Regions from separate parts of the Homo sapiens genome. Here region 1 is linked to region 2. A link is a loop called in an ENCODE intact Hi-C map of the cell type or tissue named here. Cell type or tissue: right lobe of liver. All regions are shown on one strand.

What was found. Peaks named below come from ENCODE experiments on the same cell type or tissue, not always from the same donor. Only the 100,000 strongest peaks of a DNase experiment are listed, where the experiment ranks them.
Region 1: a loop joins it to region 2, with 1.9 times the contacts of the local background. A loop is called at or near these places in 105 of 110 quality-filtered maps.

The regions. Positions count from the first base shown.
Region 1 is chr17:1,166,365-1,174,364 of GRCh38, forward strand. The region is part of intron 1 of ABR (ABR activator of RhoGEF and GTPase); the gene reads right to left. Among named protein-coding and RNA genes, the nearest start is that of ABR, 9.6 kb to the right of the region's middle. In right lobe of liver, a CTCF peak has its summit at 4,562 (motif pointing right); no DNase peak of the experiment used is centred here.
Region 2 is chr17:1,120,039-1,128,038 of GRCh38, forward strand. ABR (ABR activator of RhoGEF and GTPase) reads right to left here. Exons shown (of 23, transcript NM_021962.5): 2 at 5,145-5,329. Among named protein-coding and RNA genes, the nearest start is that of ABR, 56 kb to the right of the region's middle. RefSeq lists enhancers at 2,919-3,461, 3,462-4,003. In right lobe of liver, a CTCF peak has its summit at 3,087 (motif pointing right); a DNase peak (open chromatin) is centred at 3,113; H3K27ac peaks cover 1,227 bases; H3K27me3 peaks cover 221 bases.

The DNA of each region.
Region 1 (8,000 bases), 46 kb after region 2:
TCTTCACCTGGCTGAGAAAGACCAACAGCATCCCCAAGCAGAGGAACAGCACGTGCAAAAGGCACCACACTATGAATGGGCGAGTGTTGTATCCTGGGAAACCGGGAGAGGCTCAGTGTGGCCGGAGGCCCGGGGGTGTGGCAGTGGGGCCAGGAGGGGAGGCTGCGGCTGGAGATGGGTTGGACCCAGTCTCTGAGAAGGCTCCCACGTTGTGCTAAGGAGTTTAGAGTTTATCCTGCAGGAAGGAGGGAGCTACGAAGGCTTGGAGGGCAGATGCTGCAGGCGCCTGGTCCTTCCCATCCAGTGTGGGCAGCGCGGGCCTCACCTGGGACTTGCTAGAAATGCAGAATCCAGGCCGGGCGCAGGGGCTCACGCCTGTAATCCCAGCACTTTGGGAGGCCGAGGCGGGCGGATCACCTGAGGTCAGGAGTTTGAGACCAGCCTGGCCAACATGGTGTAACCCTGTCTCTACTAAAAATACAGAAACATTAGCTGGGCATGGTGGCACGCGCCTGTAGTCCCAGCTACTTGGGAGGCTGAGGCAGGAGAATCGCTTGAACTGGGAGGCAGAGGCTGCAGTGAGAGCTGAGATCGCGCCACTGCACTCCAGCCTGGGTGACAGAGCCAGACTCTGTCTCAAAAACAACAAACAAGCAAACAAAGGAAATGCAGAATCTGAGCTCCGGACCTGCCAAATCAAAATGTGCATGTCCATCATGGCACGGGGGCTGGGGGACCCCGTGATACCCCAGTGATTTATCTTCTCGGGGTGAGGCAAAGCCTTGAGCTCTGGCTGGGCGGAGAGAGAGGCCACCAGTTGGATGTCTCCAGTATCCCCTTCTGATGGCCCTTCTGCCCTCCTAACACCCAGCTCCACCTCCTGCTTGGATCCTCCCTGCTCCAGGACTCTCCGGGGCATCCCCAGTGCTGGATCCAGACACCCAGAGCCCTAGAGCACTTCGTCTCTTCATAGCCACCCCCAACTCCAACCAATCACAAAGCAGCATCTTCATAGCCACCCCTGACTCCAACCAATCACAAAGCAGCATTTCCCAGGGTTCCACCTGCTCGGTGCCTAGCTGGGTGTTGCGGGGAAGGGAGAACCACCATGGTGAAAGGCTGGTCCCCCGAGCGGAGGGAGTAAGCCGAGGAGCTTTTCAGACATGCAGAGGCCTGGGCCCCAACCTGAGGTCTCATGCCCCAGGCCCTGGCATTGGGCGCTTCTGGCAAAGAACACAGGCTGAGGCGTCAAGACAGATGTGTTGTGTGACCTCTGGGAAGTCTTGGGGAAGCATGAAACAGGATAAAAATGGCTAAGAACTCAGCAGGTTGCCGGAGGCTAAATGAGATACTGTTAGCAAAGCAGAGAGGACAATGTCTGGCATCCTATCACGGAAGCCTTTGTTATTCTCCCTCGTGCCTCTAAGGAGTTGAGAGTCTGGCAGAGAAGAAATGACAACTGGCATGAAACACTGTGCAGGTAAACACTATAAAACAACACGATATCGGCCGGGCGGGTCGCTCACGCCTGTAATCCCAGCACTTTGGGAGGCCGAGGCGGACAGATCACTTGAGGTCAGGAGTTCAAAGCAGCCTGGCCAACATGGTGAAACCCCGTCTCTACTAAAAATACAAAAATTAGCCGGGCGTGGTGGCGCACGCCTGTAATCCCAGCACTTTGGGAGGCCGAGGTGGGCAGATAACCTGAGGTCGGGAGTTCGAGACCAGCCTGACCAATATAGAGAAATCCCGTCTCTACTAAAAATACAAAATTAGCCGGGCATGGTGGCGCACACCTGTAATCCCAGCTACTCGGGAGGCTGAGGCAGGAGAATCACTGGAACCCGGGAGGTGGAAGTTGCAGTGAGCACTGCAGAGGTTGTGGAGATTGCACCATTGCACTCCAGCCTGGGCGACAAGAGCGAGACTCTGTCTCAAAAAAAAAGATAAGAAAGTGCTAAGCGATGTGAGCCGGAGCAATCAGCATTAGGGACTCTGAGCCAGGGATCTCACTAAGGCCAGTGCTCGAATCAGGCCTGGAGGACTTCCTGGAGATGGTGGTAGCTGAGCTGAGGCTTGAAGCTGGTTAGATCCTTGGAGCACAGAGCTTTGCAGGATGGTGAGAGGCCTTACTGGCTAGAGAATGGGCAGTGTGCTGGGAAACTGGAATGGATAACAAGAGGTTCCCCCAGTCTGGACTGAATGTGGTGGGAAAGGCAATGCCCCACTGAACCCACTGAAGGTTTCTGGGCAAAGGAGAGAAAATGGTCTAGCACAGCCACAGGCAGTTGGAAAGGGAACAGTGTCCTTCACTCAGGGAGGGGCTTGAGGACAGACACGGCAGGCACCCACAACAAGGGCCTGGCTGTGCTGGCAGCTGACCAGCTGCAGCAAGGTCCTCCGGCTAGAAGCAGCAGCTCTCCTGACAGCCAATGTGCGTTCCATCCTTTCTTCCCAGGGAGCAGGAGACCGAATCAGCTCCTGCCTTTGGTTTCTGAAGATTCTACACCCAAAGATGGCACTTGGTGCCCCAGCTCATCCAGGCCTCCCAAGGGGGAACGTGGGTCAGGAGCTGCCACGGGGTCTGCAAGACGCTTGCTGGCCTCGACCAAGTCAAGGTGGCTGTTCCACGCGGCTGGGTGGACGCCAGCTGGTCTCTCATGACCCTCCCCGTGACGCACTCGCAAAGTAACTACCAAGGCTTTCTGCTCCATTAACACCAAAGCTGGCCCTGCAGGGGAAAGAGGAGGGAGGGAGGACGTGGGTTTTGTCTAGACAGAGGCACTCACAAAGCCAGATGATGCCTGAGCTTCCGCCACGCAGGAAGAGGGTGAGCAGAGGAGGGCAGAGAAGACCTGGTGCGTCCCCCTCAGGGTGCCCCCCATGGCAGAAGTCACCAGCAGAGGCCAAGAACAATGGCCAATCCCCCTTCTTATCCTTAAAATCAGGGTAACAACCTTTCATAGGTTTACTGTGAAGATGAAATGAGATCACGAATGTGAGAACGCTCGCTCTACTCTTGCACCCGTGAGGTGTCCAATCAATTGCTTTGTTACTTTTATTCCTATTGGGAAATGGGCTCAAAAGATCTGTGTCAGGGGTTACCTTTCATCTGGCCAGAATCCAGAGCTACAGAAGGGTCTGGCTTGATTTGAAGTCCCAGCCAAAGGGGGCTCCGCTAAGGTGTAAGCCCCCCAGACACAGGCCTTCCCCAGGGGCTGACCTCTCCGTGGGGGACTCTCTGGGCTCGAGGGCCGTCGTGGGTGTGAGCCTGGGTCTGGAGGGTCTGCCCCGTCATTAACATGCTGCGCGCGGGAGAGTTCAAACACAGCAGCTGGCTCTGCAGCCCAGCAGGCCCTGGGCCTCGGCAAAGGACCTCGATGCTCAGTGGCCTGATTTATGGCTGAGGGCTCTCTTTATTTTCCTTTTGAAATGTGGAGGTGGATTTTAAAAGGCTGGAGAGCAGGGCCAGCACGCTTGGGCTCTGCCAAATCCCCGCGTCCTCGCCCCTGGCCTCGCTCTAGAAACTGGGCACTGGCCCTGCTCCATCCCAACCGCCAAAGTCTATTCTCACTCTCCCTTTCTCTGTGTTTGTGTTTGTATGGGGGGGTGTGTTTGTGTTTGTGTTTGTGTGTGTGTGTGTGGGGGGGGGGTGTGTTTGTGTATGTTAACAATCAGCACTTCTTGCCAATAATTCCAGGAACACAGCAATGCAGGCACGTGGGCTCCAAGTGCCCATGAGGAGACCTCCTTAGGCTCATGCCCCTAGGAAGAGGCAGCCCAGTTGGTGGATGCTCCCAGTGCTTCCAGGATGCCTGGGGCAGAGGGCTGTCTCCTCATATCACGGGGGCTTGGGGGCAAGACGCAGTCTTCACAACTGTCTTTCTAGCTAGAGAAATGAACCCAGATCCATCAACCTCAGTGAAATACCAGCGTCAAGGAGCCCCCACCAGCACCGCTGTGAAGGGTAAGAGTGCGGGAGAAAGAACACAGTTTACAGCAGGGCCAACCGAGCGCACAGTCCCTGGCTTGTAGTCTGCGACCTTGAATTAATTAATTTAGTTTGTTTATGTATTTATTTATTTATTTTGAGATGGAGTCTCATTCTGTCGCCCAGGCTGGAGTGCAACAGCGTGATCTCAGGTCACTACAACCTCCGCCTCCCGGATTCAAGCAATTCTCCTACCTCAGCCTCCCGAGTAGCTGGGATTCTAGGTGCCTGCCACCATGCCTGGCTAATTTTTGTATTTTAGTAGAAACGGGGTTTCATCATGTTGGTCAGGCTGGTCTCCAACTCCTGACCTCAGGTGATCCACCCACCTCGGCCTCCCAAAGTGCTGGGATTACAGGCGTGAGCCACCGTGCCTGGCCTGTCTCTTCCATTCTTTCTAAACCAAATTAAAAACTAGTTTCTATGAATCCATCAGGACTGATGGACTTTCTTTTCACGGGACCCCAGGATCCTGGGAGACCCAAGGATGAGGTTTCTATCTATGTCCCTCTACAGAACCCAGACACAGTTCCCAAAGAGGCTCCCGTGGGCGCCATTGCACAGAACAACTGCAGGGGGCACTCTTGCATAGCACACACTGCCACGCTGACCCCACAACTCCCAGAGGGGTCTCTCTCCTAAAACTTCACCTTCAATAGCACACACTGCCACGCCGACTCTACAACTCCCAGAGGGATCTTTCTCCTAAAACTTTGCCTCCAAGGGAGAGACTCCCTCAAAAAGATGACGTATGGGCTGTTTAGGCCCGAGGTAACGCGAACGGGGTAACCACAAGTGACGAAGTCAATTGCGGCTGTGAGGAGTAGATGTTCCCAGCCAGAGAAATAACTGGCTTAATTACACGGCGTCTTTGGTCCCCGTAATCTCGATCCATTAAACCTTTGCTGCTGACCAGGAGCCGCTGCCCAGGAGGAAGGGGTTAGCCCAGAACACTCACAGAAGCAGCCCTTCAATCCCACGAAGGTAATGATGGCCACATCCTTCCCCAACAGCCCCGAGTAAGCCCACAGATCCCTGCTCAATACCAGGCTTCTCTAGGCAGCACCAGCTCCACCGATGCCCCGGGGAGTCCAGCAGCCAAGCTGCCCGGAGTGACAAGGACTCTGAGCTTCCTTGGCTCTGGTTTACCTGAGGCCTCCCAGCCACCCAAGACTTCCTGGAGACCCTGCTAGCCTTAGGCAAGATGCCCAATCACGTGTGCCATGTCCACCTGTGACCTAGAGGCACACCAAGGCATCAGAGGTGAGGGCAGGGACAAGAAGGAGGTGAGTGAGGCCAGGCACGGTGGCTCACGCCTGTAATCCCAGCACTTTGGGAGGCCGAGGTGGGCGGATCACCTGAGGTCAGGAGTTCGAGACCAGCCTGATCAACATGGAGAAATCCCTTCTCTACTAAAAATACAAAATTAGCCGGGCGTGGTGGCAGCACCTGTAATCCCAGCTACTCGGGAGGCTGAGGCAGGAGAACTGCTTGAACCCGGGAGGCGGAGGTTGCAGTGAGCCGAGATCGCACCACTGCACTCCAGCCTGGGCAACGAGAGTGAAAATCTGTCTCAAAAAAATGAAGAAAGAGGGGAGTGGCACCCGATTAATCAATCAGGTCACCACAGAGCCGACCACATCTGGCTCTATCTACTGAAGCCCAGGCTGACTCTGACATTTTCCATACAGCCAGTAAACCCAGATTCATCTTTCGGTCTAGTGTGTGTGGGGAGGAAGGAAGGGCAGGAGGAGGACACAGGATAAAGCCTGGACAAAAAACTGGGCGAGAGGCCCCAGTCAGGTCTCGACCCGGGGACAGAGAACCCGCTGCTCCATCCACAAGTGGCCACGGCCTCAGATGGTCCCGCCTCAAAGGGCTCTTTGCCAAATGCCCAGGCAGGGGTGGGATTGGGCATTATCTTCAGCCTCCATACGGGGGTGCCTTCCGTAGCCTGCCTATTGGCCTGATTTCTTTCTCCTTCCCCCTTCACAAGGTCTCTGGGTCAGGTTCTCCTCAAGCTTCAGGGACCAGTGGAACATTCCCGCTGCTCCCAGCAGCGTCATGTCCCCAACTGACCATATCTTGCCCTAAGAAATGCAAGCTACTCCTGGGCCGGGCACGGTGGCTCACACCTGTCATCCCAGCACTTTGGGAGGCCGAGATGGGTGGATCACGAGGTCACGAGATCGAGACCATCCTGGCCAACATGGTGAAACCCCGTCTCTACTAAAAATACAAAAATTAGCTGGGTGTGGTGGCACATGCCTGTAATCCCAGCTACTCAGGAGGCTGAGGCAGGAGAATCGCTTGAACCCAGGAGGTGGAGGTTGCAGTGGAGCCGAGATTGCCCCACTGCACTCCAGCCTGGGTGACAGAGCAAGACTCCATCTCAAAAAAAAAAGAAAAGAAAAGCAAGCTACTCCCCACAGCAGCAATGGACTTTCTCACATGTGGGGACAAGCCAAGGTCACATGTCACAAACAGCCTCCCCTATCACAGCCCCAGAGATGGGTGAGCTGCAGAACTCTCCCCCTGGTACAAACAGTCACTTGGAGAAAAGTGCCAAGAATATAGAACAGAGCAGGTAATCCACCCCCCCCATCACCTCAGCCCACCCAACACATCACCTCAGTCCACCCAACACATCACCTCAGTCCACCCAACACATCACCTCAGCCCACCCAACACATCACCTCAGTCCACCCAACACATCACCTCAGTCCACCCCCCCCATCATCTCAGCCCACCCAACACATCACCTCAGTCCACCCCCCACACATCACCTCAGTCCACCCCCCACACATCACCTCAGTCCACCCAACACATCACCTCAGTCAACGCAACACATCACCTCAGTCCACTCAACACATCACCTCAGCCCACCCAACACATCACCTCAGCCCACCCAACACATCACCTCAGCCCACCCAACACATCACCTCAGTCCACCCCCCCCATCACCTCAGCCCACCCAACACATCACCTCAGTCCACTCAACACATCACCTCAGCCCACCCCCCACACATCACCAACACCCGCCACCACCAAGGGCCTGGCAGGGGCAGTGGGCGCAGGGTTGTCTTGAAGCCGCCTGCCCTAGGTTTGCGCCCAAAGGGCTCAAGCTCAGCCAAACAGCTGCCGCCAACGCTGGCAGTGAAGTCCTCCAATCATAAACCCTGGCAAAAGCGCGAGACTCCCTTTGGGGGTCTCTGACTCCACTACGAGCGAGTACAATGACCAAATCCACACAGCCGGAAACGCATGGACGGGCCAGCTGACAGGTTTCAGCTAACAGGGGTTTCTGCTGCGGGGAGGAGCTCAAGGAGCCAAGAACTCGAGTTTTCTTTTTCCCACCCGTACTCAGACAACCAACACCTATGGAGGGCCTGTGCGGGAGCCGCTGTGGGAGGCGCTGCCTCAGAGCTGGTCTGATACCCTGTTCCTGCCGGTCCTCCTGCCACATTCCCTGCCCCTTCCTAAGTCCTGTGCCGGCCTCTCCCAGTCCCTCGAGGCTTTCCCGGATGAGGAGCGCAATGAGCTGGACAGCTGAGCTGCTCAATAGCTCTCCTCACCTTCAAAGCACTTTATAAATATGAATTAATCCACACAACACCCACGAGAGCCATCATGCCCTCCCTCTACGAAGGAAGGTACCGGAATTGTCCCAGAAAGCAGATCATACCTCAGACAGAGAACAAGTCTTCCATCCTACTCGCAAGAGTGAGGCAGAGCCTCCCCGCCATTCCCCATCTTCCATCCTCCTAACAGCATCTTCCAGCCAATTCCCCACAAATTTCCTTCCTTTTCCCGAAGAACAACAGTAGCCAACAATCACAACCACAGAAACCTAAGTTTCTCTGAGTAGATGACTTAATTCTTCTGCCAGCCCCACCTCTGAGACTCCAGCAGCCATGAAGATTATGGGCCGGTGTTGACAAAAAGGAATAAATTACTGGGCTATTCCGAAAACAAGCAAGCATCTGCCAGCAGGCGCTCACTAGCACAC
Region 2 (8,000 bases):
AGTGAACTACCATGCCCAGCTAATCTTAGGCAAATTACGTCACCTCTCCGAGCCCCAGTTTTCGCACCTGTAATGTGGAGATGGTTATAGCACCTACCTCATAGAGTTGTTGGGGCTCTTAAATGAAACCAACACGTGAAAGGTTCAGCACAAGCCTCTCTAAGCAGCTGTGATGAGGGGGAGGAGGAGGAAGAGGATGATAGGGACAATGATGATGATTTTTTTTTTCCTTTTTTTCTTTTTCTTTTGAGATGGCATCTCACTCTGTCCCCCTGGCTGCTGGAGTGCAATGGCGTGATCTCAGCTCACTGCAACCTCTGCCCCCACTGGGTTCTAGCAATTCTCCTGCCTCAGTCTCCCAAGTAGCTGGGATTATAGGCACCTGCCACCACACCCAGCTAATTTTTTGTGTATGTTTTTAGTAGAGACGGGGTTTCACCATGCTGGCCAGGATGGTCTTGAACTACTGATCTCAGGTGATCCACCCACCTCGGCCTCCCAAAGTGCTGGGATGACAGGCGTGAGCCACCGCACCCGGCCAATGGTGAGGATTTCAATTCGCCTCCACCCTTATCTTTGGGTTCTCCTGCAGGCTGGAGTCTAATCCCCTGTTTCGATTTTACATTGACAAAGCATTCTGCCAAACACCATCTCACAGAAACCTCACAACAGCTGTGAGGTTTGAGCCCTGTGAGGTCAGGAGGGAGGAAATTCTCAGTGTCTTCACACTACAGATGAGCAAACTGCAGCTCTGGTGGGGAGTCATGAGTGACACCCCTCAGGCCACACAGTGAGACAGTGGTAGAGTGGGGACAAAACCCAGTTCTTCTCTCTGCCTTGTAGCCCCTTTTTACTAAGCTTCCCAAGAGGCAAGCAGACAGAGGAGTCTGTGGCCTGTGGGGAGGCGGGTTTTCTGTAAGACCATGGTCCTGCCTTAGGAACCTACACCCCCACTTGTCAGCTGAGATGAGTCCTGGCCCTTTCTTCTCAGAGTGAAACTGGGCAGTCTCCGCTGAATGGAGCCACCCGTGGTCTGTGGGCCTGGCCCTGCCGTGCTGCCCTGCTCAGCCTGGACTTGGGCAGGGTTTATGGGGCAGGGCTTCAGGTTTCACCCTAATACCTCTGTGGGATCCATGTCTTGGGGACACAAAAGAAGACAAAGGCAGAGTGCAAGGCTGTGGAAGGGCGTGCTGGGGAGAGAGGAGCATGTCCTGCCAACACCGCAGAGACCCGGCTTCACCCGGGGCCACCCCATGTGGCAGAAAGGAGGTTGATTGCAAAAGCAGGTTCGGTCATGGTGCAGCAGATATTGATCAGACTTGGTCTTTGCAGTGGTAATGCTGTTGGCTCCCCAGCCCTCTAAACCTGGCGAGAAAAGTCTTGTGGGCCCTGGTGGCCAAGGGCTGTGCACTTTGGTGAGCCAGGCCTAATGCTGCAGGCCTCCCCTCATGCTGAAATTCCGCAGCATCTTCCTGCAGCTGCTCACAGTGGGATGGGAGCTGAGTCCCCCCAGGCAGGGCTCTGAGCCCTGCTGTGGTCTGAGAGCTGCTCACAGTGGGATGGGAGCTGAGTCCCCAAGGCAGGGCTCTGAGCCCTGCTGTGGTCTGAGAGCTGCTCACAGTGGGATGGGAGCTGAGTCCCCCAGGCAGGGCTCTGAGCCTTGCTGTGGTCTGAGAGCTGCTCACAGTGGGATGGGAGCTGAGTCCCCAAGGCAGGGCTCTGAGCCCTGCTGTGGTCTGAGAGCTGCTCACAGTGGGGCCTCCTCCCCACTACCTTTCAGGGGAGTTAGAGCTATCTAGAGACAAGGAGACTGAGGCTCAGCGGTATGAGGACACTTGCCCAATGTCTCACAGCTAAAGAGTAGATTTTCTTTTATTTTCTTGAGATGGAGTCTCGCTTTGTCACCCAGGCTGGAGCGCAGTGGCAAGATCTCGGCTCGCTGCAACTTCCACCTCCCAGGTTCAAGTGATTCTCCCGCCTCAGCCTCCTGAGTAGCTGGGATTACAGGCATGTGCCACCACGCCCGGCTAATTTTTGTATTTTTAGTAGAGACAGGGTTTCACCATGTTGGCCAGGCTAGTCTCAAACTCCTGACCTCAGGTAATCTGGCTGCCTCAGTCTCCCAGAGTGCTGGGATTCCAGGCGTGAGCCACCGCGCCCAGCCTGAGAGTAATAGATTTTCATCTGCGCAAAGCTTATCTGCTTTCCATCCTGGGTGGCTGAAGGAATAATAGTATGACACTTCATTTTCTAGGCCAACCTGACTAGGCCACAAGGTGTCCAGATACTTGTCCAAACATTAATCCGGACATATTTGTGAGGCATTTGGGATGAGGTTGATATGTGTATTGGTGGACTGAGTAAAAAGACTCCTCCCCAGTGTAGGTGGGCCTCATCCAATCCACTGAACACCTGAATTAACAAAAAGGCAGAATAAGAGGAAGCTCCTCTCGCCTGACTACCTGAGCGTGAGCTGGGATGTTGGCCTCCTCCAGCCTCCAGACTCGGACTGAAACACTGGCTCTTCCTGAGCCTCGAGTCCACTGGCTTATGAGCTGGAATTTACATCCCTGGCTCTCCTAGCTCTCAGGCCTTTGGACTTGGACTGGAACCAATATTGGCTGTCCTGGGTCTCCAGCTATTGACTGCAGAGATTAGGACCTCTAAGCCTCCATAATCACCTGAATCAATTCCTTCTAATACTTTTCTTCGTATGTAGATATAGATACAGATAACGCACACACCCTGTTGGTTTTGTTTCTCTAGAGAACACTGACTAACACAAAGACTCAACCTTGGGCTTCCCGTTGGCTGCATATTTGGGCGTGGAAGGCCCAGCGATAAGGCGGTGCCAGAAGCCAGATATCTGAATATCTACAACAATTGTCTGATTTGGTCCAGAAGTCCCCCCTGTTCCCAAGGCCCCAGCAGGAAGCCTGGTAGGGGAGGGGACCTGTTTGGCCAAATAAGCACAGCCAAGCCGCAGAAACCTCGGTCTTTTATTAATAGTGTTTTTAACCAAAACATCCCCAAGTACTCAGGAAGAGGCGTCAGCTCCCTCCAGGCACCCCGTGTAAACAGCAATCCCTGCAGAGTCCACTAGGTGGGGCCGGTGACCCAGCAGAAAGGGCAGAAACGCTCCCTGAGGAGGGAAGGCAGGTGCCGCGGATGGGACCTTTGCCCGGACGATCCCCAGGCTGGACAAGTGCTCCCTACTCCTGCCTTGCGTGGCTTCTAGTCGATGGTGTAAACATCAACCCTGGGGGCCACAAGCACTTTAGGGGGCAGTCACTCTAGCATCTCTGGATTTCAAGGTCCTCAAGCCAAGTGAGTCCCTCGTGAGCCACCAAGCAAGACGCACAGCCACCAAGTCAAGTTCTGCCCCGAAGCCCCGGAGCGCCAGGCGGGGGCATCTGTGCGTGACGCCCGTGATCTGTCTCCCGAGAGAAGGCACCTGCCAGCACCAAAGGAATCGGAAAATCGACGGACACGGAAACCAGTCATGGTGGTCACGCGACAAGGACAGGGCACAGGGACAGGGAGCAAAGAGGGAGGTGGCGCGGGGACAGGCAGCGGCAAAGACCCTGGCCCCACACCGGGATTCCGCAGCATCTTCCTGCAGCTGCTCACAGTGGGGTGAGAGCTGAGTCCCCCCGGGCGGGGCTCTGAGCCCTGCTGTGGTTTGAGAGCTGAAGGCAGAGATGGGAGCGAGAGTCTTCTCCTCCTTGCTCTCCCCTGGTTGGCCCCCGTTCAGGTCCCTGAACACCTGCTCTGCCTCCTTGGGTTACTATTTGTACCCTGAGCCCAATGCCTCCAGGAGAACCAGGGCAAAAACCCTGCCCCCGCAGGTCCGAGACGCTTGTCTCTAACCCGCCTCCCGTCTTAGGGCAGGTCAACAACACACTGACCAACCCCCTCGCCGGCCCCCTTGCCTCCCACCTGCCCCCCGCCAGCCCTTCCCACAGGTGCACGCCTGGACTGCCGCTAAACTCGGCCTCGGCCTCTGTTGCCATGGCAGCAATGTGGCTTCCCCCAAGTGGGAAGCCCGTTGCCAAGGCCCTTGTTGCCAAAGGCTATAACAGCCACCCCGGTGTGTGAAGAGGGGTGAGAGCTCTGTGGGGGGTGGAGGGTGGCCGGGGGGGCTGGAAGGAGCAGGGGGTTCTCAAGAATGGGAGGGTTCAGGCGGCCTCAGCTGGGGTGGGGGGGCACTAGCCCCTGGAGGAAGAAGAGGCAGCCCGTGGCATCTCAGCGACTGCTCCTCTGGGGACGTCAGAAGGCAGGACGGAGACCCCCTACAAAACACACCCGGACGAGCAGGACCAAGCAAGGATGGGGCACTCCCACCGCCTCCTGCAACACACACCCCCCACAGAGGACCGGCTTGGATTCTTCTCCCCCACCAGCTCCAGGCAAACAACCCCCAGAACCTCTGTTTTGCTCGTTCATGTGTCTCCGACAGGCACACACGAGCTGCGCTCAGACAGCGTCAGTCCCTGTCGCCAGGAACACGTTAATGACAAGGACCGCAAACCCTCCACAGTTTCTATCCCTGGCCTGTCTCAGAGCACATACTTAATATTCCTTCTACAATGCTTCTCTCTGGAGCAGAACTCTTGTCTCTGTCAACAAGGAGAGGTGGATGCCATCAGAGTTTGTTCCCTTCCAGAGTGAACAGAGGAGGGCTGGAGCGGGCAGCTCATTGCACCCACAGGGAGCACCAGGCCCAGGCTGGCTTTGCGGGAGCAGCATCTGAACACCTGGAGCCCACGGGCCACGCATGCAGCCACTGCCTGGCCTGGGTGCAGAGGGGAGGAGAGCCTGGTCCTCTCCTGGGTCCTCTGGAGGAGACAGGCTAACAGGGGAAAGCTGAAAGAGGCACGGAGGGGTCTGGGAGGCCTGGGGAGCAGACGGCTAGTAGACGGGGAGAGACAGGGGCGGCAGCGTTGGCAAAGCAGGTGGGGAGGGAAGCCCGAGCCTGAGAGGGGTCCAGGGCCAGGACGAGATGACGAGGCACCAAGAACGGCCAGGTCCAAACGTCTCCAGTCCCAATCTCTCGAGACCAACCCAAGCAGGGCCTGGCCCACGATGCCCAGGCCTTCCCGTCACCCCTCCCCAAACCCAGAAAGAAAAGCCGGTGTACCTACCCCAGGAGCCAGTCCCTCAGGTGGAGTCGGGGAGACGCCATCCCCCCCGCCCTGGCTGCGGGCGCTGAGCTGCGGGGACATGGTGGGCGACTCATCGATGTACGGCATGGTCTCTGAGCCCTCCGGGGGCCCCTTCTGCTCCTCATTCCCCTCTCCGTCGTACTCGTCCGTCCCGTAGCTGAAGTCTGAGACAAGGAACAAGAAAGGCCACTGAGAATCCTCCACCAGAGCTGCCAGGGACTGGTAGCGTAGTGGGCGCCGGCGGCGGCCCCCGGCAGCCATGGCCCCGGCCGCACCATCCACGCCTGGCCCGGGCGGGGGCTGTGCGGGGGCCTGGGCCTGGTGAGGGGCGGGGGAGAGCCAGCAGGCACCGGGCCCTGCCCGCTCCGGGGCTGCTGGGAGGCGGGGAGGAGCGGCTCTGCTGTTGCTACCCGATGAAGAGCATGTCAGCCGCGTATTTCAAGCTGCTGTTTTCTTTGCCTTCTGCCTAATTCCAAGTGTAAAAATTAACAGTGGGAGCAAGAGGCAGGACGCTTCCAACTCTCCTCTCTGAGTCACCATTTTGCTTTTTATAGGGAATAAGGAGGTGGGGGGGGCCGGTCGATGTCACTTCCTGTGGCCCTCCTCCTTGGGTACCATTTGTACTGAGCCCACTCCCTCCAGGGGTCCAGGGCAGGTTCTGGAGTGTGGGAGGGGAGCCCTCAGCCCTCAGAACAAGGCCCCGCACGGAGGACGGAGCCCAAGGCAGCAGGGCGTGGGCGAGGAGGCTGTGCCCAGGCCTGGCAGGGACAGGGGCTCACAGCAGACTCCTCGGAGCCGGTGCTTATTTCTATCACCCCAGTGTGGGCTTCCTTCAAAGGAGGAGGGAAGGAAAGGCGACCGGGAAGTTGAGCCGCATTAACCCCCCAGGGCTGCCAGCACCACTTGGGCTCCAGAGCCCAGGCACGGAGCCCACCCACCTTGGGAGGGGAGGCTGAGCCAGTGCAGCGAGCGGGGTGTGCAGGTCAGCAGCTCAGGGCTTCACATTTTCCAAAAGGGTTACGAGGGCGGCCTCGGAAAGGCCCCTGCGTCCAGCCCCACCAGCATGGCTATAGGAGGGACCCTCCCACAAACCGGCCCCTGCCCCTTGGCCTGTTTGCTCCCCAGCTCTGACCCACCACGACTGGCAACGGAGAACGTGGCAGTGTTGCTCCCGAGGGCTGTGGTGGACCTCCTTGGGCTGGGGCCGCCAGCGGGGGGTGGACACCCCTCTCACACTCATCGCAGAGCAGGGGTAAGCTTCAGCACTCGTGCGGGCCAGCGGGAGCTGGCACCGCAGGGCGTCCTGGAGACACGAAGATCACCGTGCCGGCAGCCTTGGGGCCAGCAGGAGCCTCCTACGCACTGGACTGCCCAGTGGCGGCGTCCGCTTGTTAAACCTCCCCGGGTATCTTCCGGGCGGGACTCCCTGGCCAGGCATCTTCGGATCTCGCACAGTGTGATGGGGGAGGCTGGCTGAGCCTGCCCTGCCATCTGCCCAGACATCCTTTCCTCCAGGTCACCCTCCCCATGGCACCTGGCCCCCTGGCACCTTAGTGAATCCTGCCCCTTTGTCCTTGAGCCCCTGGGGCAGGAGGTGAGCATCTGAGTCATCACTGTACGCCAGCACCCACAACCCCACCTGTGGCAGGCTCTCGGGGAAAGTGCGTGGAGCGAATGAATGAGCAGAGGATCGCACCGTCTGTCTCAGGTCTGAGGCTTCAGCCAAGTCCCAGCCAGCCAAGTTCTCCACGGGGGCCCCAGCTCTTCCCTCCTCTGTCACAACACACCAGCCCACAGGCAACCAGCAGCTGGAGAATGGTGTCAACAGGTCACCGGGACGCCTGGCCGTGGCCACACTCTGCCCAATCTGGCCTTTTGGCAGCCGAGCGCTTCCCCTAGGCTCGCTGCACCTGCTTCTGTCGGCTGCCTCTCCTCGTCCCTGAGCCAATGCCCCATTCAGCTGCCAGGGGACATGGACTAGTTTTTTCCCTAGACAGGGTTGTGTATGAAGAACCACAGGACCCAGGGATGCCCCATCACTGAGATGAGTGTACACCACACACCCGGGCAGGACCCAGGGATGCCCCATCACTGAGACGCGTGTACGCCACGTACCTGGGCAGGACCCAGGATGCCCTCCCACTGAGATGTGTGTAGGCCACGCACCTAGGACATAAGGCCCAGTGCCCTGGAGACCATGACACTTGTGTCTGTGGCTGAAGGGATGTGAAATGACTCTGGTCCTTCCAGGGGGAGGAGGAAGAGGCACAGCGGCACCCAGCTGGCCTGAGTCTGGGTCCGTGAAGGGCCTGGCCGTTTGGTGACACCCCCTCACTCTGGAGAAGCACAGGAGGGGATGGAAGGCAGCCTCCCGCCGGCCCCTCCCTCCTCCCTCCTCCTCTCCAGGAGGCTCCAGGCTGCCCTGTTGGTGCCTGGAGTCCAGGGAAAATAAGCAATAGTGGACCGCGGCTTTGCCCACAGTTTAGATTCCAGCCGGCCAAGCAGACTCTCCTGTACACTGACCAATTCCCAGGGGTCGCAGGAATGGACCCCACACACTTGGGAGATCGTCCAAGATCAACGGGGGGGAAGGGACGGTAGGGAAGGTCTCTGCCAGTCTCCCCACATGCACAGTTCATCCTGATCAGAGCAGAGGACCACGGGCCCTGCCATCCCCTGCTCCTTCCAGCCTGGATGTTCCGCGGGGAGGCAGTTCTTATTTTTCCCAATTTACATACAATTGCCGAAGATCACAGGATCAGAACCCAGGTCTCAAATGCCCTCCCTTTCCCTCTGAATCTCACTCCAAAGAAGTCCCCTTCCATATCCCTCCTG